Linked DNA regions of Mus musculus: all the other regions are linked to region 3. A link is a loop called in an ENCODE intact Hi-C map of the cell type or tissue named here. Cell type or tissue: heart. All regions are shown on one strand. Each heading gives the region's core, and the rest is flanking DNA. Links, peaks and the distances in the headings are about the cores only.

What was found. Peaks named below come from ENCODE experiments on the same cell type or tissue, not always from the same donor. Only the 100,000 strongest peaks of a DNase experiment are listed, where the experiment ranks them.
Region 1: a loop joins it to region 3, with 2.5 times the contacts of the local background. A loop is called at or near these places in 4 of 42 quality-filtered maps.
Region 2: it touches region 3 in a loop (3.0-fold over the local background); 14 of 42 quality-filtered maps call a loop at or near these places.

Annotation. Positions count from the first base shown.
Region 1 is chrX:36,971,207-36,979,217 of GRCm38, reverse strand. It overlaps Septin6 (septin 6), which reads left to right. Exons shown (of 10, transcript NM_019942.5): 2 at 4,041-4,155. Among named protein-coding and RNA genes, the nearest start is that of Septin6, 14 kb to the left of the region's middle. In heart, for the core only: no CTCF peak of the experiment used is centred there; a DNase peak (open chromatin) is centred at 4,127.
Region 2 is chrX:36,907,811-36,915,821 of GRCm38, reverse strand. Septin6 (septin 6) reads left to right here. Exons shown (of 10, transcript NM_019942.5): 10 at 2,568-4,550. The coding sequence ends at 2,577. It overlaps Gm15008 (predicted gene 15008), which reads right to left and starts at 4,988. Exons shown (of 4, transcript NR_045917.1): 1 at 4,933-4,988; 2 at 4,726-4,821; 3 at 4,214-4,267; 4 at 3,837-4,090. In heart, for the core only: a CTCF peak has its summit at 4,184 (motif pointing right); no DNase peak of the experiment used is centred there.
Region 3 is chrX:37,018,378-37,026,388 of GRCm38, reverse strand. No RefSeq gene overlaps it. Among named protein-coding and RNA genes, the nearest start is that of Sowahd, 26 kb to the left of the region's middle. In heart, for the core only: a CTCF peak has its summit at 3,489 (motif pointing right); a DNase peak (open chromatin) is centred at 2,528; H3K27me3 peaks cover 598 bases.

The sequences.
Region 1 (8,011 bases), core at 1,306-6,305, 47 kb after region 3:
CAGTAGATACAAGTCCATGAAACTTCATGGATACACAGACACACACGCATAATAGTGATGGAAACACACATTGGTATGGCCCTCTAGGCCATGTTAAGTGATGAATCTGTGTATAAAATCTGTAAACCTTTTGATCTGGCAAGATTGCTCAATGGGTAAAGACACCTGTTTTGTTGTCGGACTTGACAACTTGAGTTTGGCCCCCAAGGTCCACATAGAAGGAAAGAATGAACTCTTGTAGATTGTTTTATGATGTCTACATATGCACTGTGGCATGCATGCCACCATAAATATACACAATACACATACACACACATATACATACATACATACATATGTACATAAATGCATGTATATAAAAGAATATGTGAACACTTTGGTCCAATAGTCTTCAATTTTAGGAAATAGAAACATTTGCAACCCTGCAAGAAGACTATTTGTTTGTTATGTTTATGTAGAAAACTTGGAGATACTAAATATTCAGCAGTTAGGAAGAGGTGGCAGATTCCTGCATGGGTTTGTTGTATGGCCAATAAACATAACGATTTGGGGTCTAGAGAGATGGCTCAGTGGCTAAAAGCTCATACCACTCTTCCTGGGGATCTTCAGTTGATTCTCAATACCCATATCAGGTGGCTCACAACTGCTGTAGCTTCAGGTCCAAGGGACTCAATGCCTTCTCTTGTCTTTACAGGCACCTGCACTCATGTGCACATACCTATACTCAGATGATACGAGTGCACACCTTCAAAAATAATATAGGCCTTTTAAGAGACAATGTTCTAAGGAAATGATTTAGAAGTATACTTAAGTACTCAGGAAAACATCTGTACTAAGTGTCAGGGTATTAAGTCAGAGTGTGGAAAGGAGCAGATTATAGTATCCCTATTTTGTTAAAGAAAGGTGTGCTGACTGGCAGGAAATATATAGACATGTTAATCATCTTGGGGGAATGAAAATATAATTTCTGGTGTCTAATACTTTCTGCTGGGTGTGATAGCACAGGCCTCATCTGGGTACTGTGAGGTAGAGGCAGAACGACTGATAGTGTAAGAGCATTCTTTGCAATATCTTAAGTCTGAGACAAGTGAGCTACATAAGACGCTTCCTCAAAATGAAGATTTACCAATCACCTATCACATGCCTATTGTTATCACCCACAGCAGTTTAAAGAGCCCCAAAGAGCAAAAGGAAGAGTAAAGACTTTATTTCACAACAATGGGCTTGAGGAGTTTGGGGTGTTTTGAGTAGGGAGTACCATGAACCATGTAATAGTTAAAAAATATTTATTTTTAGATTTGTTTTATATGGTGGGTGTTTTGCCTGCATGTATGGATGGATACATACAATGTGCATGCCTGGTGCCCTCCGAGGCCGGAAGAAGGTGACAGTTCCCTAGAACTGGAATTAGGAATAGTTGTGAGCCACCATGTTGAGTGCTAAGAACTTAACCTCTGTAAGAACAGTTAAGTCCTCTTAACCACAGAGGTTAACCTTCTGAACCCCACATGCAGGAATTGAAAAGCTCTTTCTACCTACACAATACTTGACTGGATGAAAGAACAAGAGAGTAGGGGCAGGATATGTCTCCAGTGGTGTTGAAGTGACAAGGTGACAGACATGTACACATTTTGAGAAAAAATGCTGGTTAAAGTCAACTAACCTGACTTGAGACTCAAAAGGGGAGAGCCGAGATTGGGAGCATAGCTTAGCCATAGAGCTTAGTAGCATGTAATTACCATGCCCCAGTTATGTGGTGTTGGGGATTGAACCTAGGGCTTTATGCATGTTAGACAAGCATTCTCCCAACAGAACTGCATCCTAGGCCCTATATTTGGTAAGTCTTTCACAGTGGCGTGAGTTTTTAAGGTAAGGCGCTCTTCCTACTACCTGCTATCTTTAGTTTGAGAATTCCTTGGACTTCGGAGCACTTAAACTTTCATAGCGCTGAATTTGGAGGCAGGAGGAGATGATAAAATATGGCTCAGGAAACCTCAACTCTGAATCTGTCCCAATTTTGAGGCCTGCTACGTAGGAGGCTCCCTGGAGAGAGCATATTGGCTCTGAAGTCTCTTCGGTGCTTTGCAGAAAGGCTGAGAACCAACAGTGGTAAACTTCCAGCTTACTGTTTGCTTTAAGCAAAAAAGAAAAGATGGGAAATAGGGTAAGGGAAGTGGAAGGGGGTGAAGTGGGTATAGGATAAGGTAATGTGGATCCCTCGTCTTTGGGTGAACAAGGAAGACATCATCAACCTAACTCAGTGATAGCATATGGCAGTCTGTCAAGTGTGCTCTGTTGGGAGTTTGTATGGAAAGATGTCAGAGGGGAATGAATGTTCCAGATGGTAGTCACCAGCACAAGCTCTTGGAGGATCCAATGGCACTGATGGAGCAGGGACACCCCCCCCCCTTACACACACACACACACACACACACACACACACACACACACACGGTGAAGAGGTTGAGTGGCTGCTCCACCATCACATCACATCCCTTTTGGTGTGACACCTAGCCTAACAGCAGGTCCAGTCAGCATAGGAGCTGCCTGCTGGCACAGCCTGGGATGCTGGTATGGTCCCTCCTGGCACAAACCATGGCCTTTTGGGTTGCTTTAGGCATCCTGGTGGTTACGGAAAGTTTCGTGCAGCCTCACCCCACAGAATCTCTGCCTATTTCCATAGCCCATCATTCTTGTGAAGCTCGTCTGCCTCCAGCTTCCATTCTCCACCCTTCTCCTGACACCCCACCCTCGGCTGTGACCATTGGCAGTAAGCATAGTTTATGAGTACATGCAGGCCCATTTCATCCTTTCCTTTTGGTCCCTTGGAAGTCTGCCTGAGTTTGAGACTCTCCTCATTTTATAAAACCATTAACTATAAGAAGCTTAGGCCCTATGCTTTCCAGGGCTGGGAGTGGCTTGGCTGACCCCTGTGAAGTCAAGGGAACCAGTAGAAAGCTGGAGAAAGCTCCTTCCAAGCTAGAGGGAGCTACAAGTGTTTTACTGCATGGTGGGCCAGTTTTTAGGGTCCAAAGATAACCTCACAGTGCAGTGATAAGGACAGCTACTGTTTGAATGCTTTCCACATGCCAGGCAATATGCTCTGTGTGTGAGGAGTATTGTCCTGTGGAGTCTGCACATTCACTACTTACTCGTGGTTTTGTAATGGGACACTGAGAACTTAACTTGTTAAAGCTTGAGCTGCAAAAGTTGGCCTCTGACTCAGATCTGCCTGATTCAAAAATTCTGCACTTTCAAACCATTTTTACATTGAGTTATTTGTCTGTCTGTCTGTCTGTCTGTCCGTCTGTCTGTTTAGTGGGGGTGGGGGGAACTGGTGTCTCATGAGTGTGGAGATCAGAGGACAACTTGTGGGAGTTGATTCTCCTACCGTGCGAATCCCAGGTTTTGAACTAAAGTCATCAGGCTTGGCAGCAGGCACTTGTACCCTCTGAGCCCTCTTGCCTGCCCAAGCCTGTAAGCTCAACCTCTCTGCTGCGCCACATTTGTAGGTCTCCAAAGTGTCCTAGAGAGAAGGTTCACTGCCTTCTAAGGACTTTAGAATGTTCATTGAATATATGTTCACACATTAATTAAATATATAGCATTACCATAGATATTTATAAACATTGCTGTCCCCCTATCACCTCTGAAATACATCCTGTTGTCTCCTGTGACAGATGTGGAAGGGAACTGAGTCTCAGAGAAGCTCCCCAGCCTCTGAGTGATTGAATTGAGATCTCATCCAAGTTTGGATGAGGGGGATCAACTGCCCACATAGTTGATTCTGTCTAGGACAACAAGTGGTATTTATTACTGAACGTATTGAGTGCTGTACCCAAGCATCCATAATTTCCAAGCTGATGGACCATTTTGCTCTTTAGGTATATGTGTTGCAGGTTGGGGAGGGGTGGCTGAGGAAAGAGATGACACATTAGTCCTTTGTGGCTGTTACTTTCTGGCACAGGATAGAAGTCCAAATGGCTTTTAAGCACGTTTTCATTTTCTCCCTTCCCTCCCTCCCTCCCTCTCCAAATTAGGGCGAAGATTGTCGAACTGTCCCCCTGGCTGGACATGTGGGGTTCGACAGCTTGCCTGACCAGCTGGTGAATAAGTCAGTCAGCCAGGGCTTCTGCTTCAACATCCTGTGCGTGGGTGAGTATTTCCAAGGCAGGAAATTCTATTACAGGATATAGATCCTTAATGGCTAGATGTGGCTTTGCAGGTAATTAGGTTAAATAATGTGTCATCCCCATCTAGTTACATGCTTGCACCCCCAATCCCTCTTCTCTTATCCCTTTGTTTATTTTTGTAAGCATCCAGCGGCAATTACGTCTTTCCCCCCTCTTCCCAGACCAGAATCTGGGGCTGTACCTTGGGGAAAAACAGAGCTTTGTGAGACTCAATGGAAAATTTTGTTAAAGGGGGCTGGCTGGCTCAGTTACTGCTGTCAGCTTCTTTTTGAGCGCAGAAGATAAGAACCAGGACAGAATTAGAAGTTGTGTGTCTCTAGTTTGTCTAAGCTTGCTTGGTACAGTTGGAGCTTAAGTGTAGGCATCACAGAGTTGCATGCAGAGATCATTTATTCCCTAGACTGTATCTGTTCCTAGGCTTTATTTTGTTTTGTTTTAAGACAAGAGTCTCATTGTGTGGGCCTAGGCCGGCATGGAACTCAACAAGTTGCTCAGGCTAGCCTCTAACTCTCAGTCCTTTTACCTTAGCCTCCCAGGCCCTGGGATACCTATGTGGGGAGACATAGTGATTTGAGCCCACTTGGTGTGCTAATCGTAGCACAAGAAGAGTTCAATAATATTTCCGAAGTGAATGAATAAGTTAAGTCTGAAGGAAGCCCCTACTATGCCTCTCAACACTTTCTCACAGAAGTGGTTTTGGCCCCCAGTCTGCAAAGTGAAGCTCAGAAGTAATAGTCTTAGGCTCATGGAGAAGACAGCTGAGAAGGACAAAGGGATTGACTTGAGGCAACATGGAAAAATGGCAGAGCCAACATACACTGGAGATGCAGGTCTGACTGACCTGTTGTCCTTCTCTTTGTCTCCAACCACTGCCAGCGATGTCCCTTGAGACCATGAAAGCACTTTAGAAACCATTGAGTACCATCAAACAAACGTGGACAATGGTACCTTGTCATTCTTTAAGAACATGTTTTGAAACCTTAAAAGTCCCAAATTTACAAACACAGTGCTAACTTATAATTTTCACCCCACAGTGCAAGAACATATACCTGTGTATTTTTAGTGACCCGCTTCCAAACCTTAATGGTTACATAAATGCCATAATAAAGCCAATTTTCACACTGGCTAGAACACTTACACACTGTTGATAATTTCCTGTTCTTATTTTTGTATAAAGCATATGGAGAACTCATTCACATCATAGATTCAAGCTACCACTGACTTAGGTACTTTGGTGGTTTAATGTATTGAAAAAAAAATCTAGTGGTATAGGTCTGTAATCCCAGCACTTAGAAGGCTGAGACAGGAGGATTGTAAATTTGAGTGTAATCTGGGTTGCATGATGAGACCTTGTCTCAACTAACTAATTAACTAGCTAACTAAATACTAATCTTTGAATTTTTTTTGAAGTCATTCATTTTCCTCTGATTTTTTTCTTCTTCTCCATTTCCAGTACTCTTTACCAGGTCCTCTTCTGTAGGGAATTCACTGTACTTGTAAGGACAAACAGAGCAATAAGGTCACTTCTAAATGTGGATGGCAGGCAGTCAGCTAGGCTCGCTCACTAGCAAAAGTGACTCATTGCCATGTATCAGCTTCAGAAGCTATGAGATAAAAATATGCGCTTCATGGAATTACACATCAGAGGCCTTAGAGTCTGCCTAGAGGTTGCCAAGTCTTTGGATGCTGACAGTCACACTCACAGTCACATTTCAGTGCTAATTGGGATGGGCATACAAAATAAATGCAAGGCAGGGCAACCAGCCTCAAGAACAAATGTCATCACGTCTAATATTGGCACTACCAAGTTTTCTGTTTAACTAACAAGATCAATCTCTGGCTAATGGCCAACTTATTTCACACAATATTTGATGACTGAAATATCCCAGTGCACACACATACCAGCTTCCCTTGGCATCCCTCCCAGAGTGCCGTATGACCTGTGCTGAAGTTGAGATGAAAGCAAACTGACAGCCCCCCTGCCCCCCCCCCACCCGTGAGCAACCTTTCAACCTCCAGCAAAAGACTGACCTGGTAAAAAGCCCTGTGAGTCAGAATGGGACCTTATGTCCAAGTATAGGGAAATTTGTAATCTGAGTCTGATTCCCCAGGGCCCCCAAGATGAGGCAGCCAACACCAAGACAAGCTGATGGGGTAAACAATCAACTCATATTCCCACCAGGGTATTGCTCATCCACAGCACTTCAGCATTCACCTGATGACAACAGCCTGGGGCAGACTCTCATCCCCAAGAAGTCATATATCTTTTCTTTCCTTTTCTACTTGTCAGGTTTCAGGAAATGGCTCTCTTCCTATACTGTCCCCAGATAGGACAATTAGATAAACCAATCCCTGTACTGGATCCAAAAATGCTTATAGTGCATGCAGCCCACTCTCTTACTGTATTCATGACCTTGCCATTGTTCAGAGAACCCTCAGCTTGCATCAAGGTCACATGTAACTCTCAGACTGCCATCTCAAACCAGCCATAACGCTAGGAACTGTCAATGACTTGGCAGAGAGTCCACAGTGAAGTTGCTGATCTTTGCTCCCCGGGAATTTTGGTGACTGTATTCTTATGCCTTGTACCTGTATGTGACCATTAAATTTGCCTCCTTGATAACTATAAAATGGTTCTGTTTGGTCACAGAAATTGTTCACCCAAAGTATTTTTAGTGTCAAATTATGGTATTGCTAACCTTGATTATTCACAGTCAGCTAGGATAGTTTGTTTGCGCATTGTTGTTTATTTAATGTTGCCCTACTGCTGTTATGCCCATACCTAGCAGAATAAGTATTATACATTTATTATGCCTGTGTGCATTTGTGTTTGGTGAGACTGAAAGGAGGGAAAGAGAATGTTTATGAATTCAGAGCCTAATTTATAGTGCAATAAATTGACTGTACCAATAATTGCTCTCCATGATTATTATGATTTTCAGCTAAGCACATAGACATAAGCATATTATGACTTCAGTCTGATATAATCTCTAGGGTTGACAGTAATTACCTAGTAAGGTGAGATTCCCCACTTCTCTACCCCATCAAAAAAATCATATCCCAATCCCTTAGCTTTGGAAACTTGAGGATCCCATAGCTGTAAACATTCATGTAGCAGGCCTCAAAAAAAAACAAACAAACAAAAAAAACAAAAAACAAAAAACCAACCTGAGCTAGCAGTACCAATGTTCTGAGGCCCAGGGCTTTGTAGTGCTGGGAAAGAGCCCTAAAAGAGACTTGCCCATCCGAATGTGCTGGCAGCACTAATGGCCACGAGGAGCACAAAGGCTCAGAACGATAATATTTACTTTGAAGCTGCTCAAGATTCCAGGCTCAACTGGGCTCTGTTGAACTTGGAAAACACACACAGGACAAGCAGGATTGCAGCTTTCTTGCAGGAGGTGTGCAAAGGGCAGCTAGTATTCTATGAAGGTCAGGTGCTAACCTTTCCATCCCCGTGCCTCTGGGAAACACAGTTGTTAGCATAAGGCGGCCACAGGGTTTGGTCACTGGCTAGCAAGGCATCATGGGAGAAAACAGGTTTGTAGCAGCCATTGATTTCCATGGTGTCATTACTTCCATCACATAGGCTTGGGAAGAGGTGCAGGAAGCTGCCTGTGCTGGCTGAAACACACCACAGTCTGCCTCGCCTCTGCAAGAACAGGAAAGAGAAAGGACAAGGTCGCACAGCCAGGCATGGCCTTGGTCTCTCTCCATAGACTCTCATGGCCAACTCTAGTGCCTGGAGAGTTTCCTTTCAGAGAGTTTCCTTCCGACCTCCCTGTTGAACTCAGCAGAATTTTCTCTTGGCTTATTCC
Region 2 (8,011 bases), core at 1,306-6,305, 110 kb after region 3:
TTGATTCATAGGCTTCTAAAATTCTCCTTGGGGGTTTCAGCATGCCATTGGTCAATTCTTGCCATCCCAATGAAGTGGAATAGCAAGAATAATAATAATCCAAGTAGCTGATCAAAGAATCCAGGCGTGGGGTTGTCTAGTGTTCTAGTCTCCCTGATGAATGTAATGGTAGGGTGAACCTGCATTTGCACAAGTGACACTTGAAAGAGGGAAGAAAAGAGGCATTGTCACTTGAAAGGTCATTTACTTTGGTCTAAGGATTTGATATTTTTAAAAATATGGTAGTTTTAAGTTTTATAATGGGTCCCGCCTGATTGTGGCTTTTGGAAACCCTTTGAAGTACAGAGCCTTCCACCGTCAGGGCCAGGAGGCAGAGTATGGCTTTTGGCGTTTGGCTAGTGACAGAGCAACAGCTAGAGGCGACCTGGCAATGATCTGTGGCTAATATGGCGTCTCTCTGCCCTTCCTTTGCAGTAACCCATGGCTGTGTATTGAATAGTATGGCCCGCTACAGCTGGACTGGACTCCACTTAGCCTTTTAAGCGAAGGTTCTTATTTTAACTGACAACTTTTTTTAAAAAATATGGTGCCAGACAGCTGGGCCCTCCACCCCTGCTCTGGTACTTCAAGCATTTTGTTTTTGTTTTTGTTTTTGAGTTCTGCAACTTGCTTCTGCCTCCCAGTCCCACTGGCATGGACCCTGACTTCTTTTATCTTGTTATAAAGGTGGCTGTATGATCACTACCTCTAAAAAAATGCAATAAATAAATTTGCAGGCCTTCTGAACTGTTACAAAAGGGCAGGGGCCATTGTCTACAATCATAGTTAATAACTTGAACCTAAGACTAAGCCCAAAGCAGAACTTGTTAAAGCAAGCAAGACAATGTGCGCACTTTCTCTTTTCTTGTTGGCAAAGAGAGAAGGCGGTTTTGATCTGTACTGGCCAATGGCCAGAGGCAAGGACCAGGTGACAAAGTGAAAGCCTGAGCTAGTCCTTCAGAAAAACCAACTGGAAGTGGAGAATTGCAGGAAACCCTATGCCTAGAGGCGAAACAAAATGAAGCCAGCCACCTCGGGAACAGAAAGCCCTAAAGCAAAATCTCCAAGTATCTCAGATACACTCAGTAATCAGGAGAGCCAGGCTACTGAGTGAAGGCTGTCTGGGTCTCCTAGAGAAAGGCCCCTTATTTGTACCCATGGAGTTCTGTTTGTTTTTAAAAAAACAAGTTCTTACTATGTAGCCCTGGCTAGCCTTGAAATCACAAAACAGACCAGGCTGGCCTGAAATTCACAGAGATTTGCCTGCTGGTATTTTGCACTGGCATTAAAGGCAAACACCACCACACCCAGCTGCCTTAGGGGGGTTAATCCACCTTCCCAGACTGCCTGCCAGCCTGAAAGTACCACCTTCCTTAAAAAGTACTTGTATTTTTAAACGAGGCCTTTCATTTGCATCTGTATATACACTCCCTACTTGAGCCTGGAGGATTTCAGAATACTTCACAAGTATTTGAGCTACACAACCCTCTAAAAGCAAGCAAAAACTGTATATAAAGTGAGGAGCTTTTTGATCAGCATGGCTGATATACCCCACCCCATGCTATAGGAGGATAGTGACACGTAGAGAAACGAAGGGACTCATCCAAGGTCCCAGCGCTATTCCTTGGCAAGCAAAATTTCCAATTTCCTGTCTCTGGGTTCCTAATCCTTTTCACCAAGCAACCCAAGTATTTATGGTTTTTTCTGGAGACAAGATTTTTTTCTTTTTTTTTTATGTTCAGAGAAACCAGTGTTAGATGACTCTTGAGGGTTTTTATGTAGAAAAATAGGATAGGGTGGGTAGGCACAGGTGAAGAGAAAGCTCCAGGCCAGCTGCCATGATGCTGGATGATCAGTTAGCTGTAAGTCTGTAAGTCAAAACAGAAAATCAGATCCTGTAAGTCTGAACCAGGACCAGGCCAGTGTACATTTCACTGGTGCACTGTGTAATCAGGGAACTCAGGTAGATATAAAAAGCAATGGTACCTATTAAAAGATGATGCTAAATTTCATTGAGAAGTTCTCACTGTAAATGAGACAAACTTTTGTCTGTCTTCACTTGAAAGTCTTTAATTAGTACAATTGTTACTATTTTTTTAAAAAATTACTCTAAGTTCCCTGTTTACTTCTGGCAAAACAAAAAACACTCATTAGAGAAATGGTCTGTGCTTTTCCAGACTGGAATGGAATGGCTTCCTGAAACACACACACACACCCCATTTCTCTTAAGCCAAGAAGTCTGCTTTCTCCACCTGGTTTGGATTTTTTAAAAATCATTTGGCATTCACGTTTGGCTGTTAATATGTGCTTATTTTTAAATTAAAGCAAGATGCAATTAAACGTGTGTGTGGTGTTCTTCAAACCTTCTCTATAGATTTCCTGTGCTGATGGCCCATCGTGACCTGTTCCTGTCTTCTCAGCAGTTAATCTGTACTACCTTCCACTGTCCACCCCCCTTGCATGTCACTTTGAATGTCCTTTCTCCTTGGCTAATTTCGTGTTTTCTCTCTCTTTCTCTCTCTCTCCAGCTTTTTTTAACCTTGTCTTCAGCAGCTGTACTAAGTCTAAAGGAGAAGACTGCCATTATAGAAGAGTTAGTTAGGGCTCCATACTGTCTCAAGCAAGAAACCAACCAATCCCCCTCCCCTGCAACTGCGCACATATACACCACACTCAACAAGTGTACATGTGTCCCTGTGTCCAGGCAAGAAGCTCTCTTCTGACTTACATGGTGTTTCACATGGAATTGTCTTGTCCCAAACTCACAAGGCAGGAAAAGAATCATCAGAGCTGGAAATGGACCAAATGTAACCTCAGAGAGACAACAACAGGACCACTCACCCAGGTGTTGTTAAGTGACTGTGGCAGACCTCAGCTGTGGTGTGGAAGTGCTGTTCACCAGGTTTTGAGTGTTACGTTGTTTTTCTTAAAACGATTCTCTGGTTCAGTGGGTTGACTGTCTTCAGACACTATTAAGCTGATTTTGAATATGGAAGAGAAAGTTGAGTGGCATTTGCACCTTCAGCATTCACAGACTTTCTGCAGACCCCAGCAAGGTGGGGAGAAATGGAACAATTACCATTCAGCTGGAGAAAGACATGAGGGCGGGGGGAACTTAAGCTTAGTTGAGAACAAAGTTTCTCCACACAAACTTCCAAGGGGCTTTGCAGGTTTCGCAAGAGGTTTCTATTCAACTTGGTATCTTGAAGGAGAGCTTTGATGGCGGTACATCTGCCTTGAAATCATTGGCTTTCCTTACTCTCTGAATACCATGTGAATGTGCTCATTCCTATCTGTCCACACCACAGACACCAACATTCTGCTGTCTCGTCTCTTGAGAGAGCCTCTTTGCATGTTTTCCAGAATCTCCGTTTGTTTTTCCTTTCTTCTCTGTGGTTCTTTTTGCTCAAAGGTGTGATCAGTCACTGCTCCTCCGGGGCTTCCATTCTCCAGAAGATACATCCCGGAACCAGCACTGTTTAGCTCATTATCTTTCTAATGTCCATGTCAATTTTCAATAAAATTCAAAGAAATGCTCAGTGGCTCCATGATCTGCTCCCATCAGTTGGTGGCATGGGTCACGGCAATTTGCTTTAGGAATGGGTGGCCACCTCCCAAGTGGATAAATTGGGAGGCTCAGAGAGCTGCCAGGAGCCTACTAAGTCTTCCTCAGTGGACTGGCATGTCCCTTCCCCGTGCCTTTCTTCCTCCTGTCCCTGACATTCCCATGGGACTGGGTGGTATTAGCAGGAAGTCCTCAGCTTTCCCTTTAACTAGCACTGGTTGAACTAGTGTTCGACAGTAGAAGGAGGGTAAAGACAGAAAATGGCATTCCACAGAACAAAAACAAAAACAGCTCTTATTTACTCCTGTGCTGTGAACATTTTCCCAATTTCACTAGTTGAAAGGCATTCTGTAGATACCAAGCCTTGGGTCACTCAGGGATGCCTCCAATCCTCCCGGGCATTGCAATAGGTAAAAGGGAGAGTGGTCAGTTTTCAGAAATCTGCTTGTGAGTGAATTGGGGCTTGCTTCCCTCAGCTTCATTTGCCTGAAGACCAAATGATGAAGAAAGGAAACCTAGAAGCCTCTGCTTGGATACCAGAGCAAATAAAATTGACCAACCTCTACGCAGCTCACACACTAGGGGGCAGCAGAGTGAGACTATACTTACGACGTTGGTGAACACTGATACTGAGAAGGTGTTGGAAAACACAGGATCCATAATCTGTTGGAATAGCGGGAAAGTTGTGTTGTGTTAAGAAAACCACAGGCGGCCTGGTAATACAGTAAGTCGCCTACCGCCAAGCCCAACTATTTGAGTTCGATCCCCAGGACCCACATGGGGGAACGCGAGAACTGATTCCTTGCAAGTTGCTCTCTGACCTCCCAACACGTGCTCCAGCACTTCACCCCTACACGCACTTCATCTCAAGCCCCCAGCCCCCACACACACCAAAAAATAAATAAATAAATAAATAAATAAAAAGAAAGAAAAGAAAAAAGAAAAGAAAAAGAAAGAAAAAAAGAAAGTCAAATGCTGAGTTCAAAGCACTGGGGTTCTGTTTCCAGTGGTAAAAGCAATAAAATCTTAAACCAGGTGTCAAATTCCTATAATCTCAGCATCCAGAAAGCATCGGGAAGAGGATGTCTTCTCTAACCAAACACAGTAAGTCCAATACCAACCTGGGTTATACATCCAGATCCTGTCTCAGTAAACCCGGCGGGTTGGGGGTGGGGCTTCTTGAGAAAAGAATACCAGCAAATCCTTCACAGAGCTAACTGAAAACAACAAACAAAAAGTATGGGGCCATTAGGGTCAGCAAGCTGGCTCAGCAGGAAAAAGTACCTGCCGCCAAGCCTGGTGGCCTGGGTTTGATCCCTGGAACTCACGTGGTAGAAGCAGAGATGGACTCACGCAAGATGTCCTCTGAGTTTAAGTCAAGTGCGTCATGTGGGCACAAACTCGCTAAATAAATACTTTAAAAATCCGTGGGCCGGGCGGTGATGGTGCACGCCTTTAATCCCAGCACTCGGGAGGCAGAGGCAGGCGGATTTCTGAGTTCTAGGCCAGCCTGGTCTACAGAGTGAGTTCCAGGACAGCCAGGGCTACACAGAGAAACCCTGTCTCGAAAAACAAAACAAAATAAAAATAAAAATCCGTGGATAGAACTGAAGAGATGCTCTGTAGGTTAAACCCACTTGCTGTTCTTGCAGAGGATGGGGTTTCTAGCACACAGGCTTGGGGGGGGGGGTTTCACAACTGCCCCTGCACCTCCAGCTCCGTTGATTCTCTCTCCCTCTTCTGGCCTCTGAAGCTGCAGAATTCACAAGCACATACCCACACGCGGACAGATACACATATACATGATTTAAAATAAATCGTTTTTAAAACCCTGTGCATTTACTAAATGGGGTGCTTGGGTTTGGATACCTCCCACTGAGAACCATCTCCATTTTGCATTACTGCTTGCCTTCTTGGCATGGGCTTTAGAATGTCCTTGCCCTAATAGGGAAGGGATGTAGTTCAGTGGGTAGAATTCTTGCCAGGCACTTACAGCCTTGGGTTCAATCCTCTGCACAAAATAGAACCAGATGTGGTGGCACAGTCCTGTAATACAACACTGAGGAGATGGAGACAAAAGGATCAGGAGTTCAAGGGCAGCCTTGGCCACTGTGTAATGTTCTATACTAACTTACATTATGGGTAATAAGGACATTCTCTTCTATAACCATGTCTTAGGGTTTCTATTCCTGCACAAACATCATGACCAAGAAGCAAGTTGGGGAGGAAAGGGTTTATTCAGCTTACACTTCCACATTGCTGTTCATCACCAAGGAAGTCAGGACTGGAACTCAAGCAGGTGAGGAAGCAGGAGCTGATGCAGAGGCCACGAGTGATGTTCTTTACTGGCTTGCTTCCCCTGGCTTGCTCAGCCTGCTCTCTTATAGAACCAAGACTACCAGCCCAGGCATGGTCCCACCCACAAGGTGTCTTGATCACTAATTGAAAAAATGCCTTAGAGTTGAATCTCATGGAGGCATTTCCCCAACTGAAGCTCCTTTCTCTGTGATAACTCCAGCTGTGTCAAGTTGACACAAAACTAGCCAGTACAAACCACAATTGTCAACTTTGGTAACTGACTCATCTCATTATTAAACCACTTTCATCTACCGAATAATTTTCTTTACATAATTTCCCTTAAATGTAGGATTTAGTCTAAAGTCATACATTTTGCCTTGTCTTCTAAATCTTTAATTGGGAACAGAATTTCTTTTCTTTTTATGACATATTTTTTCTAATATTTTATTTTAAAATTGTGTGTGTGTGTGTGTGTGTGTGTGTGTGTGTGTGTGTGTATACAGTGCCCATGGAGGTCAGAAGAGGGTGTTTGAGCCCTTGGAACTGGAGTTAGAGTAGGCTTAAGTGTGCTTGGAATTGAACTCTGATTCTCTCAGAGAATGGTATGCGTTACTTAACCTCTGTGCCATCTTTCCACCCCCAACACTGATCTTTTTAAGGTCCTGCTTTTTGTTTTTGATTTAGGATCCAAGATGTGGGCTGTCAAGATAGCTCATCCATCAGAACTGCTTGTACATAGTCCTAACAACCTGAGTTCGAGTCTCAGATCTTACAAGGTAGCAAGGAGCAAACCAAGTCAGAGTGCTCTTCTGACTCTCATAAATGCACCATGGCACACACACACACACACACACACACACACACACACGCGCGCGCGCGTGCGCGCACAATAACTCAGCAATTCATTTCATTTTGGGTCAAGGCGCTACTTCATTCCTCCACTACATAATTGCTAGGCTTGTTCATTTCCTCTTCCATCAACAAACTTGCTACTAAAACCCTATGTGGAGAAACTAGAAGTCCCCAAATACACCTTGCTCCTTGTCAAAACCCTCCCAGATTTAGCATCTGCTGATAGCTTTTGCCTGAATGGATCTGACAAAACAACTTTCAATTTCAGCTCTCCGTTCACTGCTGCTAGGAAGTGCACAGTGACTGCACAAGAAGCACAAGGCTTTTCTTCCATCTCCTTTATCTACCTAGCATCACTGAGGATTTATGACTTTATATAATAAATGTCAGGGACAGTTAATTTGGGATTTAATTATTTTATTAACTTTCAAACTTAGCATACGGAGTAATGGGCTTCATTACGACATTTTCATGAATCCAAGTCATTACACTTTGTTATCATATATATACATATATATATATATACATATACATGCATACATATATGTAAAACTTCTTTTTTTAAAAAAGATTTATTTATTTATTTTATGTATGTGAGTACACTGCACCTGTTCTCAGACACACCAGAAGAGGGCATCATATCCCATTATAGATGGCTGTGAGCCACCATGTGGATGCTGGGGATTGAAATCAGGACCTCTGGAAGAGCAGTCAGTGCTTTTAACCACCGAGCCATCTCTCCAGCCCCTCTACTTTGTTCTTATTTGTCCCCCACCCGTAACCATCTTTCACACACACACACACACACACACACACACACACACACATTTTTCTCCTGTTGGTTCTTTTCCTCCTCAAGTCCTCTTCCTTCGCCTTTCAAGTCATACTTACTCCATTTCCTGTTCTTTTTCTTCCTTCCTTTGCCCCTCCCTTGAGAATTTCCCCCCTCCCTTCTCATATTCCTCTTTGGATTTTCAAAACACACACACACACACACACACACACACACACACCAATGTTTTCTACTTCATTACTGCTCCTAATGACTTTGGTGCTCAGGTTAGCCAGCTTTAGCCTAATTGTAGGTTCAAGATTATTGCTTTGGATCCATTAGTAAACATTCCTCAAGTGCCTCTGTGGTAAGGAATACTGTGGTCAAGAACCCTGTGGGGTGAAAGGCGAAGTATAATTATCTAGGAGAACAAAGTGGACTGATGGGAGAGGAGGGAGGACAAAGGCAAAGGAGAGGGATGTTCA
Region 3 (8,011 bases), core at 1,169-6,168:
GCCAGTTATTCTGTTTTGTGTATAAGTATGTATACACGTGTGTGGGGGTTCCCACAGAAGACAGAAGAGGGTGTTAGATCCCCTGGAACTACCTAATATAGGAGCTAGGGATTAAATGATAGCCCTCTGCAAGAGTAGCAAACACTCAGTCACCAAGCCAGCTCCCTAACCCGTATTTTATTTTGTTTTTCTTTACTTGTGTATTCCTGTGAAGGCCAGAGGAAGACCTTGGATCTGATAGTGTTAGAGCTACAGGAGGTTGAGTCTCCTGATGTGGGTGTTAGGAACCAAATGCTGGTCCTCTGAAAGAGCAGCAAATGTACTTAGCTGCTGAGCCATCTCTTCAGTCCCCAGGGCTATTTTATGTCCAACCTATAGCATAAGTTTTCTGAAGCAAGTGGCTGCTATGGAAACGGTAGGTTCATCTCCCTGGAGATATTCAAGTAGCTGCTGGACTAGAATTTTCTTGGAAGCTTCAGGGAGGAATTCCTGTACACAGAAGATTGTTGGAACACGTATGAAGGATTTGTTTTGTTGCTATGACAAACATGTGACAGAAGCAGCTCAAAAAACGGCTAAGTTGTCTCACAGTTTGATGGTACAGGCCTCCATGACAGGAAAGGCAAGACAACAGGAGCTTGTGGCAGCTGGTCACATTGTGCCCACAGTCAGGAATCTGAAAGAAGAGTGCTGGCGGTGTTCGGTCCCTTTCTCTTTTTATTCAGTCCAGGGGCCAAGAGTTGTTGAACAAAATGAGGGTGTGTGTCCCCATCTCAGCTAACCTAATCTAGATCCTCCATTATAACATGCCCAGAGAGGCTTGGCTCCTAGGTGATTCTAGACTCTGTCAAGTTGATAATATGAACCATCACAGAGGGTCACTTCTAAGGGCTCCTGTAACCCTTAGGGTAGAAGATTCTACACTGTGTTTCTGTAAATTCTGCAAATAAATTGTGCACCCACTATTTCTGTCTTTGACCTACACAAAGACCTTATTTTTTTTTAAAATAGTTATCTGATTTTTAAAAAAATTATTTATGTGCATGTGTGCATCTGTAAGACTACACCACATGTGTGTGGATGCCCATGGAAGCCAGAAGAGGGTATCAAAACCCCCTAGATCTGGAACTACAGGAAGTTGTGAGCCATCTGTTATGGGTTCTGGGAACTGATCTCAGATCTAGAAGAGCAAGCCCATGTTCTTAACCACTGAGCCATCTCCCCAGCCCCAAAGTTGTTCTTTCATGGTTTTAGAATTTTATACACCCACTTCTGTCTCAGTTCGGGTTTTACTGCTGTGAACAGACACCATGACCAAGGCAAGTCTTATAAAGGACAACATTTAATTGGAGCTGGCTTATAGGGCCAGAGGTTCAGTCCATTATCATCAAGGCATGGCACCAGCATGGCATCATCCAGGCAGGCATGGTGCAGGCAGAGCTGAAAGTTCTCCATCTTCTTCTGAGGGCTGCTAGCAGAATACTGACTTCCAGGCAGCTAGGATGAGATCTTAAAGCACATGCCTACAGTGACACACCTACTCCACAGGGCCACACCTTCTAATAGTGCCACTCCCAGGGCTGAGCATATACACACCATCACAACATGTGTTTTGATCAAACCTATCTTCCTAATCCCATCCCCCAATTCTTTCCTACTCACCCCAAGTGTTTTTAAATGACATGTCTCCAATCAGCTCACGGTCATAGTATTGTAGTTTCTTTAGATCTTAGCTTGCCCTCCTACCCATTCCTGCCACTCAGCCCCACTAGTCTCCATCAGAAGCTTTAGCTGCCACCCTGACAGAGGTTCAAGCAGACAGCTGCTGTGCTTGGCCATGCTCCACCCTCTGCGTTTGTCTACTCTGCCAGCACCTGGACAGACAGTCCTAATTCTTTTCAGGGCAGCCCTTGCCAGTGGATGCTGTCTCTCCCGGCACCACTGTCTTTAGAATTTTCTCCCAGTAGGAGAAACAGCTAGGCAAGCTCTACCTCTTTTCTCCTTCCTTCTAAGATTCCAACGGCAAACTAAAGTTCCATTCCACAAAATTTCTCTTTAGGAACCAATGGGTCTATTTGGCTCACTCATAGAACGTGGGTGAGGGGTTATGGACAAGAGCATGAGGGTGAGCCTAAAACAGCCTCGCTGGAAGGTCTGCACCCAGCAGGGATGATGACTCCCCCCATGGCTGCTTACAGAGAGCTTCCTGCTCCTAGTCCAATTCAGCCTATATCCTTTAGCACCTCCCTGAGACTCCCCCGCCCCCAAGGCCACATGCATACAGCTGGTTGGACACTCAAGTGAGGGGCCCATGACCTCAAGTCCGGCTGTGATGTTCTTTTGCAAACACATATAGCTGGTCTTCTGAAGATGGCAGCAGTTTGGCTCAGAGAATGGTGCGGGGATAACAACCTCTGTTCTCTGGGGCATCAGCCGGCAGCTTGTCCACCCCAGTGTCCCGTGGAATCCCTCATGGAATACTTGGCTCCAAGTGGGGTTTCTCCAAGAGCATAGCTGGCTGCCAGCTGGCCAGCTCTGCAGTCACTATGGAAGGGAGCTGCCAAGGACTTGCCTTGACCACTAGTGCTGAAGCACAGCCCCTGCTCCCCAGGGGAGACCCCGATTTCCTCCTCTCCTTGGGTGTTAAAATATGGCTGGAATGGGTGGCTGTGGTGCAGTGGGGCGGGACCTTGAATTTGGAGTCCAGGGTCGCCATTCATCAACTGTGGGAGCATCCATTTTCCTGTCTGAAAACTAGACAATGAAGATGACCCCTCTCTTGCTTCAGAAGCTACCTGAGAACATCCGTTTGGTTAGGTGGACAGCAGCTGGTACAGGGTGGCAGCATTTCAGCTAAGTTCCAAATTGCAGATTTAATTTTTCGGGAACAGATAACAGTCACTATTAATTCGCTGAAGTGTTCAAGTTCACTCAAAGGAATGTCCCTTCTTTTCTGGTTTCTGCCTCCCCTCCTACCCACAGAACACTGCTGTTCTCCCCTTCCTCTCTCTAGTGGGAATCGCAGCCAAGCTCTCCCTTGTGCTAGGCAAGTGCACTATCACTGACCAAGAGCCATAACCCTATTTCCCCTCTTTAAAAACCACGACCCAGCTAGGCATGCACACGACTATGAGCCCAACACTCAGGAAGCCGAAGCAGGAACTGTCTCAGGGCCTTTGTACCTGCACTTTCCCTTCCATGATATTCTCCACTCTTTTGTGAGATTCACTTCCTCACTTTGTTCTGTCCTGGTCAAATGCTACCTGGTCAGGAGGACCCTGCAGAAAATAACATACCTGGTGCCCATCCATTCCCATCACCAGCTTTGTTTGTACTCACAGATGTCACCCCTACCACCTAACACCACACATAATATATCCATGTGGCCCCAAAAAATGGAATTTAGGGAACACTTTTTCTGAAGATAACAACAAAGATGTTATTTTGTTCTTTAACGAATGGGAACCCAGAGGCAGGTGCATGGTTTGGCCACAAGGGGGCAGCAAAACTCCCTACTCAGGAAAGCTAAGAGGCCTTGCGTTGAAAGCTAGTAAAGAGGGCATCTTAACCATTGCAGCAAATGGGGATCAACCAGCAGATCTTTAAATAATTGGCTAACACCCACCCCAAGGTCAACGTATGGAAACAGGAGTATAGTTTAAACCTCAGCTCAACTATTAACTATATGTTCTTGGTTCAGTTATGACCTATTTGACCCCTAATTCTTTCATCCATAAACTAGGACAGGGATACTTGCTTCCCTAGTAAACAAGTATAGCTTTGTATAGCTGTCTTGACAGTGAATCTGAATGATTAAAATAATAGGTGAGGCTGTCAAGATGTCAGTAGTTAAGGGCACTTGCCACCAAGCCTGACGATGTGAGTTCAATTCCTATGATGCTCATGGTGGAAAAAGAAAATGACATCTGCATGCCGTTCTATGTTCTTTACCTTTGCACCATGGCATAGACACAGACACACACAGACACACACACCCACACACCCATCCACACACACACAATCAATAAATCAATCAATCAAAATGTAATAAAGATAAAATAATGGGTAAATTCTCATATTCATAACCAAATATTATTATGATAATAATGATCTGGTACTGAATACTTGTTAAGTCCCAGAGACCTTGAGTCATAAACATGATCAAGCAAAGAATGACTAAAGGTTAAATGAGAGGTGAAATGAGAGGTGAGAATGTAGATGGCATTGTAGGCTCAGATTTGTTAAAACCTACTTTAATAAGGGTTCTTAAACACTTTGACCTCCATTTTAGTCCACTAACCAAAGGTAACAGAGAAAGATGGTTAATAGGACAAGGGGATTATGGACCTGTTTAGAAGTAGTTCTTTGGGGGCAATTCCAATCTTTGTTGTCAGGGCATCAGCAGTCCACTCTAATAGCAAACACCAAACATGAATCAGCAGTGGTGACACGATCCAGCAGAGAGCACTAGGATCTGATGAATCTGCACTGGTCAGTGGAAGCAGCAAGAATCAGCTGGAATACCAGGAAAGGTTCTTTGGTGTGTTTTTGTCTACAAAGTGAAGACCAGCAAAGACCAGCAAAGTATTGCACGGATATCAAAGACCAGCCAAGGGTTGCATGGCATAGCAATGCAAGAGTGTCCTCTCACTGTCTGCGGGGCTTATATTTATATTCTTTCTAAACATCACACACCCGCTCAAGGGTCTGCTCCAGCAAAGCATCATATGCCCTCTCAAGTGGCTGCTTTGACAAAACATCCTCTCATAGGACAGCGTCCAGGAAAACATCACGTGACATAACTGAGCTTTCAAAGAAACCAGAAATTTCTCCTTCATGCCATACCCAAGGCCACATTTTTTTTCAACAACAGCATCCAATAGCCAGCAAGCACTTAATGTACACCAGGCACTTATTGCTGTAAGCACTTTGTGTGGCATATCTTACTTCCTACAATGATCCTATACCATAGGTACTCCTAGTGTACCCATTTGACAGAACAAAAAGCCATGGGGCAAGGATGTGGTTAAATGAGAGCCGAGACACAGATGGGGGTATACTTAGAGATAGGACATGTGCTCAAGATCCTGGGCTCTATCTCCAGCAGACAAAAAAAAAAAAAAAAAAAAAAAGGAGAAAGAGAAAGAAAAGGAAGAGAGGGAAGGAAGAAGGGGGGGATAAGGAAGAAGTTCAGCACAAGACTGGGCTTCAATAGTGAACTTGACGTCAGCCTGAAGTACATGATCCTCCTCTGTCCCTAAAGCAAGCCAAGCCAAGCTGTAACAATCAAGTCTGTGAGTTCTAACCGCCATGCTATCTAGCAGAGATAGGATTTAAATTGAGCTCCAGTTAACCTGGTGGTGCTAAAATTCCAGCACTTGGGAGGCAGAGAGGCAGGTGGAGTTCAAGGCCAGCCAGGTCTACAGAGCAAGTTTCAGGACAGAAAAACCCCATCTCAAAAGATGAGAAAAACAAACAAACAAACAAACAAAAAACCAAAACAAAAATTGAGCTCTCGGTGAGGAAAAGTACAAGCTTTGCTGGCCAGCCTACTTCATATCCTGGGGGACTCTCATGCAGAGAACCATCCCAGCCCTGGAGCTCATGGCGCCTGTTCCAGCCACTGCCTTTTCCTCCTGTGTAGGTCTCCTGAACTTACTGCCTCCATCATTCCCGGATCACTTCTGCCTCCACCTAGTCCAGCCTAGCTATAATCAACAACCAACGGGGAATGAATGCCCCCCCCCATGCGCCAAACTTGATAGTTATTTTTCAGTCCTCCCCCGTTTCTCTCTCTGGCAGCATCTCATTCTGCAACTTAGACTGGCCTTAGACTCATGGAAATCCTTCTGATTCAGCTTCCCATTTTTAAAAATTCAAATTTATCTTTAATTGATACATAGAGACATTAAAATTACAAAACCACGTGTGGTGGAGGACATTTTTCATCCCAGTACTCGGGAGGCAGAGGTAGGCAGATCTCTGTGAGTTTGAGGCTAACCTGGTTTACAAAGCAAGTTTCACAACAGCTGGAGCTAGTTACATTGTGTCAACAAACAAACAAGTCTATATATCAGTGGTATGCCATGCACTTTTATTAACCCATTCATATTTTATTAGCATATATTAATTACACATAATAATTTCATTATGACTTTTTGCTTTTATGAGACAAAGGGTCTGTATATCCTTTGGAGGGTTGAATGACCTTTTAGATATCCTGCATATCACATATTTGCATTATGAGTCATATCAGTAGCAAAATTACAGTTGTGAAGGAACAAGGAAAATAATTTTATGATTGAAGGGGATCACCACAACATGAAGTAGCAATGAAAATAATCTTATGGCTGGGGGTCCCTGCAACATGAGGAACTGTATTAAAGGGTCTCAGCATTAGGAAGGTTGAGAACCATGGTTCTACATAGCCCTGGCCGTCCAGGAGTTCACTATGTAGTGAGGCTCTCATCCCAAGTGCTGGAGTTAAAGGTGTGTGCTACCACTGCCTGGCTGTGCAATTTTTTTGAGTTATCACTTCTATTCTATGATAGCTAGTGAACCTAAGTACTGAAATAGACCGAGAAGCACATCTATAAATAGTGTTAACCCAAATTTTTTTTGTGTTTTTTTTAAAGATTTATTTATGTTGTGTATGAGTGTTTTGCCTGCCTGTATGTATATGCATCATGTTTGTGCCTGGCACCCTCAGGGGTCAGAAGAGGGTGCTCAGATCCCTAAGACCTGGAGCTGTGGATGGTTGTGAGTTGTGCTGTTAATTGATCCAGGCCCTCTGTCAAAGCAACAAGTGCTCCTGAGCATGAAGTCCTCTCTCTAGCCCTTGTTTTGTGGTTTTTGAGACACTGTTTAGCCATGTAGCCCAGGCAGGCCTCGAATTTACTGTTCTCCTGTCTCATCCTCCCAAGGTATGTGCTACCACACCCACTTTGTGTAATGTTTAAATCAGGATAAACAAGCCCATCTCAAATGTCTATCATTTATTTATGGTGAAAATATTTAATATTCTTTCTAAACTTTTTTTAAAAAAATTATTTATTTATCTATTTATCTATCTAATTATTTATTTATTTAACTTACGAGTGTTCTGCTGCATGTTCACCTGCCTGCCAGTAGAGGGCATCAAATCCCCTTATAGACAGTTGTGAGCCACCATGTGGTTGCTGAGAATTGAATTCAGGACCTTGGAAGAGCAGCCAGTGCTCTTAACCACTGAGGCATCGTATCTTTTTCTCACTTTTAAAAACTGTACCATATATTGTTGTTATCTACAGTTGCCCTACTGTGTAATAGCGCACCAGAAAGTCTCCTCCTTTCTATAACTTGTTCCCTTCTAAACAGTCTCATACCTCAGACTGGCCTGTAACTTACTATAAAAGCTCAGAGTTCCCTACAAGTCTGTCTTCCTGCTTCTTCCTTCAACCCTCCCCCAGGGCTGGGATTGACATGTGCTACCAAAGCAGCCAGTCTACCTGTTGTTTAGTATTCACTGACCAACCCTTCTTTGTCCTCATTGTAGTCAATACCATTCGCATCTTCTTTTTGAGACAGGGCATCTCTTTATAGTCCAGGTTGGCCTGGAACTTCTGCTAATCTTGCCTCAGCCCTCCACATGCAGGGATTACAGGCCTGAACCGCCACACCTGACTTATTGATCAGTTGCCGCCCGTCCTTCTGCCTTCCCCTTTGGCTTCTGGTGAACATCATTCAACCCCACCTTTCAACTTGTATGAGATCAACTCTTACATATACTACATGTGATGAGTGAGATGATCCACCACTTAACATAATGACCTCCAGTCTCACGTGGCACGGTTTCTTTCTTATGGTCGAATAGGATTCTATTGTGCATATGTGCCACGTCGACTTTACCAGCTCATCAGTTGATGGTTATAGGTGCGTTCTGTTTCTTGCTTCCTGTGGCCAGTGCTGAGATGAACACACAAGTGCAGAGTGCAGATGTCTCCTGACCATACTGATCTCATTTCCTCTTGGG